2 separate regions of the Mus musculus genome follow, and region 2 is linked to region 1. A link is a contact called in ENCODE Hi-C or POLR2A ChIA-PET data. All regions are on one chromosome and are shown on one strand. The core of a region is the stretch at or near the end of the contact, and the rest is flanking DNA. Distances in the headings are between cores, read along the strand shown.

Evidence for each region. A loop is a pair of places that touch in the nucleus more often than their neighbours do. ChIA-PET counts read pairs that join two places held with the same protein, here RNA polymerase II (POLR2A).
Region 2: POLR2A ChIA-PET joins it to region 1 with 20 read pairs in embryonic stem cell. The contact joins the promoter of Cmtm7 here to the promoter of Cmtm6 in region 1. A Hi-C loop is called at or near these places in 1 of 37 maps with a recorded cell type or tissue (T-helper 2 cell). POLR2A ChIA-PET finds 5 or more read pairs at or near these places in 4 of 5 experiments (Patski and embryonic stem cell).

What each region holds. Positions count from the first base shown.
Region 1 is chr9:114,729,143-114,732,915 of GRCm38, forward strand. Cmtm6 (CKLF-like MARVEL transmembrane domain containing 6) reads left to right here and starts at 2,061. Exons shown (of 4, transcript NM_026036.3): 1 at 2,061-2,231. The coding sequence starts at 2,094.
Region 2 is chr9:114,780,691-114,784,891 of GRCm38, forward strand. Cmtm7 (CKLF-like MARVEL transmembrane domain containing 7) reads right to left here and starts at 1,303. Exons shown (of 5, transcript NM_133978.2): 1 at 978-1,303. The coding sequence starts at 1,112. It overlaps Gm9888 (a long non-coding RNA gene), which reads left to right. Exons shown (of 3, transcript XR_003948087.1): 3 at 608-982.

The sequences.
Region 1 (3,773 bases), core at 811-3,310:
AGTTAAAAAATTTATTTTTTCCTTTGTATATTTGTGCAGGGGTGTGTGTGTGAGAGAGAGAAAGAGAGAGACAGAGAGAGACAGAGATCAGAGACAGACACACACGGAGAGTGTGCATATATGCATATATCAGGAGAGTCCATAGAAGGACATTGGATCCCTTGGAACTGGAGTTACAGGTGGTTGTAAGCCACCCTATGTGGGTGCTGGGAACCAGACTTAGATTCTATTAAAGAGCAGAAATTGCTTTTAACCACTGAGCCATCTCTCCAGCCCCATAAATATAATTTTAAAATCTAGGACCTACATATGAGACAGACCATATGGCCTTTGTCTTTTGAATGTGCCTTATTTCCCTTCACAGTAATACTCTGTTGTATTCATTTTCCTACAGATGTCATGGTTTCACAAAACAAGAACAATAAACTTGAGTAAAATTCCACTAAATGTTCTGCATTTCTTTTGTCCACTCATCTGTTGGCATGGTCAGTATGTTCATGTCATATATCAATATCTGACACTCTGATTAATCTTTTTGTTAATTGTCCTTTGAAATTTTCATTAATCTGCTAACTGTCCTGCCAGAAAGGATTTTCTGTCTCTGGTTGGCACGGGGCAGTAAACTTAATATCCAGATCTGGTTTTCAGTTGTACTGTAAACATCCAATGATACTGAAAAACAAGAACAGGGAAGACAGCTTAGCTGGTAAAGTGCTGGCTGCCATTGGTGATGTGAGTTCGATTCCTAGAACCCATATAAAAAGACCAATGTAGCCTGTGCTTGTAACGGCGGAGCTGGCAAGGCGGGACGCTGATCTCTGGGTCTTCTTAGCCTTTTAGCCTCACCTATCTAGTAAGCTAGGTTCAGTGAGACACACTGCCCTAAAACAGGGTAGATGGTGCCTGAGGAACATACTCAAGGTTGACTTCTGACCTCCACACTTGCACCCGCGCGAGCCTGCACCTTCATACGCGGGTGCACCCCTCCCGCCCATGAGAAGATGACTATCTGAAAGATGGAAGATAGTGAGACGTGAGAAATAAGTCAAATCTCTGTGGGAGGAGCATGGAGGGGTGCAGCTCAACGGGGGGGGGGGCGGGGGGGCGGGGCGGGGGGAGACGGGGACGGGCGCGGGGGAGGAGGGCGGTTAGCATACAGAAGGACCTCAATGTGATCTCTGGCAGTTTTAAAAAAACAAAACAGGCTGAGGGGAGGAGGAGCACGTGCCTGTAATCTCAGCACTTCAGAGACAGAGGCAGGAGGATTGTCACTAGTTGCAGACTAGTGCTGGCTATGTACATAGTTCTAGGCTAGTCTGGGCACGTGAAACCTTGGTTTTATTTCTTTTATTTTTAAATCAGACCGAAACGAAACTAAAAGACACAGATCAAGTCAGGGCGGAGAGGTGGCTCAGTAGGTAAAGGCGCCAGTTACTAAGCCTGAAAATGAATTCAATTCTCAGGAAGAAATGACTCAGAATAGTTTTCTGACCTCAGCACAACGCTCCTTCTTAGATAGGTGGATGGACGGATGGATAGATAGATCGATAGATAGATAGATTAAAAATATAGATAAAATAGATAGATTAATCAAAGTGTAATTTAAAAAATCCAAAAAACAAAAAAGCTGAAGTCCATCGAAAGCATGAAACTGTCAAGAGTTAGCCGGGCAGTGGTGGCGCAACGCCTTTAATCCCAGCACTTGGGAGGCAGAGGCAGGCAGATTTCTGAGTTCGAGGCCAGCCTGGTCTACAGAGTGAGTTCCAGGATAGCCAGGGCTACACGGAGAAACCCTGTCTCGAAAAACCAAAAATAAATAAATAAATAAAATAAAAACCCAAAAAAAGAAAGAAACTGTCGAGAGTTAACCAGAGAGCAGGAAAGGCAGAGGGGTGTGGCGAACAAGAGGCGCGGCAAACCATGGGGGCGTGGCAAAGGGAGAGAAATTCTATGGGCTGGAGCTCAGCAAGCGAGGGGGCGTGACGAGGCGTGAGGAGGGCGGAGTTGACCGGAAGCGTGGGCGGAGTCCCAGGAAGTGACGCCCCCTACCGCTCGGCCGAGAGTTTAGCTGGGTGAGCGAGTGTTTGCGGGCGATGGAGAACGGAGCGGTCTACAGTCCCACCACCGAGGCGGCCCCGGGCACTGGCAGGGGTGCGCGCAGCGGCCTGGCCGCCTACTTCGTCCTGGGCAGGCTCCCTTGGCATCGGCGCATCCTCAAAGGCTTGCAGCTGGTGAGCCTACGGCGGCGGCCGGGACCTGTGGGCTGAGGGCTGGGGTGGATGCCTCGAGGCTGCCGCTCGCTCGGCCTCCTCGTTCGGGAAGCAGCCGTTTCCACACCCCAGTTCCTTCCCTTCCTACCCGGGAAGGAGGCGTTGCCGTCCACCGCCTACCCGTGGCCCGGCCTCAGCCTCTTAAACCCTTTTTCCCTTCTCTCAGCTAGAATTCTTTCATTATCGCCCAGAATGCTTGTGTTTCAGACAACGTAGTGCTTTCTGTTTATCTTTTCTGGCTTTTGCGGTTTTCCGGGTGCTGGCCCATTAGGGCAATATAACATGTCGGATAGTTTGTGTATGTGTTTAACTTGCACAGTGAGTTTGATCAAGGCAGAGAGAGTCGAAAGGGCATCTTTCTGCTTCATGTGTGCGGGTGAGAGAACCTGAACCTGCTTCTCTTTATTTCCGCCTAGGCGTGAAACTGTAGTCATCTTTGCTATTTAAATTATGATACTCCTGCTGTGTCTCAGCTGCCAATGGGTATTAAGGTTTTTCAAGAAGACACTTTTCGGAAAACCAAATTGTTTAGAATGTTTATGGGTTTTGTTTAGTTTTGTGAGCCATTTATGCTAAAAGTGGCCCACTGCCTTTCTTGGGAAGATTTAAAATTCTCAAAACGCCGATAATCAGAACTTACATTCTTGGAACTCAGTTGACCTACTTTCCTGAAGTAGAAAGCCAGCAGTTAGAAAACTGGCGCTGCTTTTAGGTGCCAGCTTGGGGATGAGAGGAAATCATTCAGAGACAAGTGATAAGTAGATCTGGTCTTGTGTAACCCCCTACATCCTCCTAAGATGTCTGCAGTGGACACCTTTAGGTTCCGCAGGCACCTGGGTTCCCCGTCTTTGCGCATTTGCAGAACCTGTTCCTTTAACCCAGATGGGTGTGGTTTTGCCCCCACCCTTCCACCTCCTTCTTTTCCTTCTCCCTCTCTCCCCTTGTTCCTCTCTTCCTCCCCCTCTCCTTTCCATTCCTTCTCTTCCACTCTTTTTTCACAGGGTCTCAAGTCTCATGTAGTCCAGTTAACTTTAGACTCACTAATGTAGAGGATGACCTTTGAACTCCTGATACTGCTGTCTCCACAGTGCTGGGATTACAGGTGTGCTCCACCGTGCGGTCTATGTGGTGCGGAGAATTGAACCCAGGGCCTTGTGCATGCGAGGCAAGTGCTCTGCCTACTGTGCTATAGCAACAGCTCCAGATTGTGTCTCTTTTGCGCTTCTCTTTTGCCCTTCTCTGCAGTAAACACATGTGTCTAATGGAACCTTTTGAACAGAGAAATTTCTGTTTGCTCCAAGGAAGTCATCTCTATTGGTCTTCTGCATGGGTGTGCAGAACAAAATCTCTTATTTTTAGTTGCTTTTATTTCTTTTTCTAATAAGAAATGCTAAAGCCGGAGTAAAAAATTCTCATTATTATAGTTCAGCAGGCCTTAGCTCTGTGTCTTCAGAATAGGACACAACCCGAAGTTTTGCTGGTGTTTTGCAGTTGAACCATAGA
Region 2 (4,201 bases), core at 53-2,552, 51 kb after region 1:
GGCGGAACGTCTTCCTCCCACCTTTCTACACTCTAGGCATCCAAAATAACGGTTATGGAAGGCACAAAGCTCTGGCCCTGTACCAGCCCCGGGGGGGGGGGGTCGGGGAGGGGGGAGGCTGCTCCAGCTTCGCTGGCAGGTCCCAGCTTCCGGGTCTGTGACCTTGCACTGGGGTCCCTACATCTCTCCGCAGCTTTCTACAAACCACCACTCCCCTCTCCACCCATGATAAGTAGGGAATTCAAACGGCCCAGCCCAGTTTCAAAACACACCACACAAACAGAAAAGGTATTGTAGACGAGACATTTGCACAGAGGTTGAAAAACAAAAACGGGAGGGAAAAAAGAAGGGTGGGTAGAGAGCGAACAGGATCAGGCCTGGTAAACTTCTGGTCGGGCCAGAAGCTTTTGTGCAGCTCTGGTCACAGTAACAGCCGGCTGCTCGCCTTGCCCTGCCTGGCTCCAAGCGAGCACCAGAAGCCCCCTAGCCACAAGCCTGCCTAGTTAACCTAGTTAACTAGTTCTGCCTTCTGAGGCGCCTCGGAAGGCTGACAGGGCGCAGGGGACCTGGCGATGGTCTGAAAGGCGGCGCTTCTCCCGATCCCCAGCAGAGATTCGAAAGTCAAGCCGAGCCCTCTTGTCGCCGAGCTCTACCCTCTCGGGCGGGAGCCCGTGCGCGGCCTGGAGATGGCAGGGGATAGCAGGAGACTCTCCCTCCCCCAGCCCGGGTGCGAGACGTGCGGCCTGGAGAAGAGGAAGGAAGACGAGGAGGAACTCGCACCCCGGGTTTCGGTGGGGAAGTGAGCTGGGCCCGGTAGGGAGGCAGCTGGAGAAGTGAGGGGGCCAGGGATCCTGTCGGCTGTTCCCGGAACTTTCTAGGGGGACACTGGGGCATCAAAGGGGCGCGCGGTGCTCCCAAGGTCCGGGCCAGGTGCAGCCCCGTGTACGGGTCCCCAGGTTCCACTCCACTCTTCTTACCATCTGCGCCACTTTGAACAGGGCGCCGTGGGTGAGCGGGTACACCCGGTCCAGCAGTCCCTCCGAGGGCTGGCCTGGCCCCAGCGCGCCGCCGCTGCTGCACGTGGTCCGGACGAGCCCCGATCCATGAGACATCGCGCGACCCAGCCCGGGCTGGCCGCCTCCGAGGCCCGGGGACCTCTGGCCGGTGAAGCTGGGACGGGACGGGGCGGAGCCTCAGGGGCGGGGCGCACGGCTCCCTCTTCCCAGCTGCGGCCGGACCCGGAGAGGACTCGGGAGCAGATGCCCCGCAAGCCCCTGCCCTCTAGACACGCGGAAGTTGGACTGGCGTGGGCAGGAAACCGGACGCCTGGGGCCCTGGCCTCTCCCAGGAGCGCACCGCCCAGGTCACAGCTGGTGATGAGCCTCCAGGGATTTTTTGTGTGGGTGCGGCTGCTACTAGGTACTGACACGAGTAGGGGGAAATGCCCTGAGCATACCGTGCTGCGCTGTTCATTTCTGCTTCTGTGTGTGTGCACGGGGCACGCACCTGTGCCACCATCACCTACAGCAATAAAAACAGGTCCATCGCCTCAGGACCTTCCTCCCCCACCCTCCCACCATTCTGCTTTCTTTCTTATTATTTTTTTTTGTTGTTGTTATTTTTGCCTTTTTTTCTTTCTTTCTAAAAACATACTCTCTCTTGCCAGAGTTGGGTAGCACTTATTTTTAATTCCAGCACTAGGAAGGCAGAGGCAGGAGGATCTCTGTGAGTTCGAGGTCAACCTAGTCTACATAGTGAGCCCCAGGACAGCCAGGACTACACAGAGAGATCCTGCCTCAAAAACAAACAAAACAAACAAACAAGCCAGGCTCTCAGTGTGTACCACTGGCTAACCTGGAACTCCTGTATAAACCCAGCTAGCCTCAAACTCGCAGGTATTCTCCTTGCCTCTGCTTCCCGGGTGCTGGAATGATACCATACCCAACCGAGGTGACTCTAGGCACTGTCAAAGTCGACAGTTAAAGCTAATCAGGACACCACTCTCAGCATCGCAGTACATCTTTTTAAGTATGTATGTGTGTGTGTGTGTGTGTGTGTGTGTGTGTGTGTGTATACAGAGGCCAGTGGAGGATGTCTAGTGTCCTGCTCTGTCACTCTGTCTACCTTACTCTTCGGTGAAGAGAGATTCGTCTATCTCAGGACATAGAAAATGTCTGATAAAAGCAGCCTAAGAAAAGAGGAGAGATTCTTTTGTCTCATGATGGAATGTTTACTTTTCTTTTCCTGGTCTGTTATTGGACCTGGGGTGAATAGAAGTTTGTTTGTCTCAGTGTTAGAAGTCAAACAACACCAGGTTAGTCCTAATTTATGCTCCCTGCCCACACGCAGGGTTTCTCTGTATATTACTGGCTGTCCTGGAACTCACTCTGGAATCCAGGCTGGCCTCAAACTCAGAGATCTGTCTGCCTCTGCCTCCCCAGTACTGGGGTTAAAAGCGTGTGCCACTACTGCCTAAGACTTTTTTTTTTAAATAGATTCTTTGATTTTTTTTTTAACTTAGTGAATTTATTTTATGTGTATGGGTGTTCTGCCCACATCTAGCTCTGTGCGCCATGTGTGTGCCGGGTGCCTGCAGAAGCCAGAAGAAATTACAAAGCTGGAGTTACAGTTTTAAGTTGCCATGTGCAGGCTGGGAATTGAACTTGGGTTCTCTGGAAGAGCAGCTGGTGCTCTTAATCATTCAATGAGTCATCTCTCCAGTCCAAGGAAGACTTTTTTGTTTTGATAGTCAACAAGATTGAAGCCTCATCAAAAGTTAAAATGGCCAGAGATCAGACTATACATTTTGCTAATATGCTCAGCCAAAATGGTTACCCCTTATAACGCCAAAAACCCCACAGTCTCCTCTTCTCTCATGTATTCTAAGTACCTACCTTTGCATAGGTCCCAGCTTACAGCATCAACCGTATCAGATGTATCAAACCTTCCCTGCCCATGACAGTGTCCTGCTTACAGGTCACTTTTTGTGTACTTGCCTTTGAGACACGGTCTCACTAAGTATCCCTGGCTGTCCTGGAACTCGGTAGGAAGACCAACCTGGCCTTGAACTCACAGAGATCCACATGCCTCTGCCTCCGAGTGCTGGGATTAAAGGTGTGCACCATCTGTATGTTGTTTATTTTAAAGTTGTCAGACTCAAGGCTGTGCAGGCAAGCTTGGCTGTGAGCAATTTTCTACTCTAAACTTCTAGTTTGGGCAGGAGAGGGTGGGTGGGTAACTGAGCAGGGTTTGGTTGCAGGTGACAGCTAGACCAGCAGGCATTAGCAGGAGCCTGATTTTTAAAAATTATTTATTTATAAATTATTATTATTATTATTTTGTAGCAGGACCTAAACTGGCTCCAGGCATCTTTGAAAATGAACAGCTAGATTTCATTTCTAACAGGGCTCGTCAAGAAGGCTAGACTGGGCAGCAAGTCTCAGGGATTCTCCTGTCTCTGCCTCTGCAGTGCAGGGGTTGCAGGCCCTGCTGCCTCACCCAGCTTTCTGTGTGGGTGCAAGGATCAGAGCTCAGGTCCTCAAGTTTGTGCAGGGAGCACTTTAACTCGACGAGACGTCACCTCAACATGAGTCCTTTCTAGGTTAGCTCTTCCTGTGTGCACACGTGTGCAGTGGACACGTGTGTGCATCGTGCACACACACATGTGCTTATACCTTGGCATTACATGTTATTTTCTTTGACTTTTTCCCACTACATTAAAAAAAAAAGCCCATTTTCCCACAAAATGCCATCTTTTCCATTAAAATTAGACTAATTGCCTTGGGGCTAGAAAGACTGGCTTTGAACCCGTTTTTCACCTGAATGGATTTTTAGTGCTTCAAACAGAGATGCGTTTTGCATTTAGAATCCTTTTCTGTGCTAATACCCTGAAGGGATTTTTTTCTTGTGAAGGGAGCAATTTAAAAATCTGAAAATGAATTATTGCAATTGAACATTTCATCTCTGGACTTTCTTACACTTTTCAAATACTAGCCAAATATTTATCATTAGGAGATGGATTGGAAATAGCAATGGCGAGAGTTGAAATGCCCCAAGCATTTTATTGATTTGCCCAGAGTAGGTAAACACATTAAATTAGAAATCTGCCCAGTTCCATCTCAGAGGCCAGGAAAGTCTGAGGCAGGCTCTGGCATTCAGCGCAAACTGTGGGAGAGATGATTTTTAGGTAAACCAAAGTAAC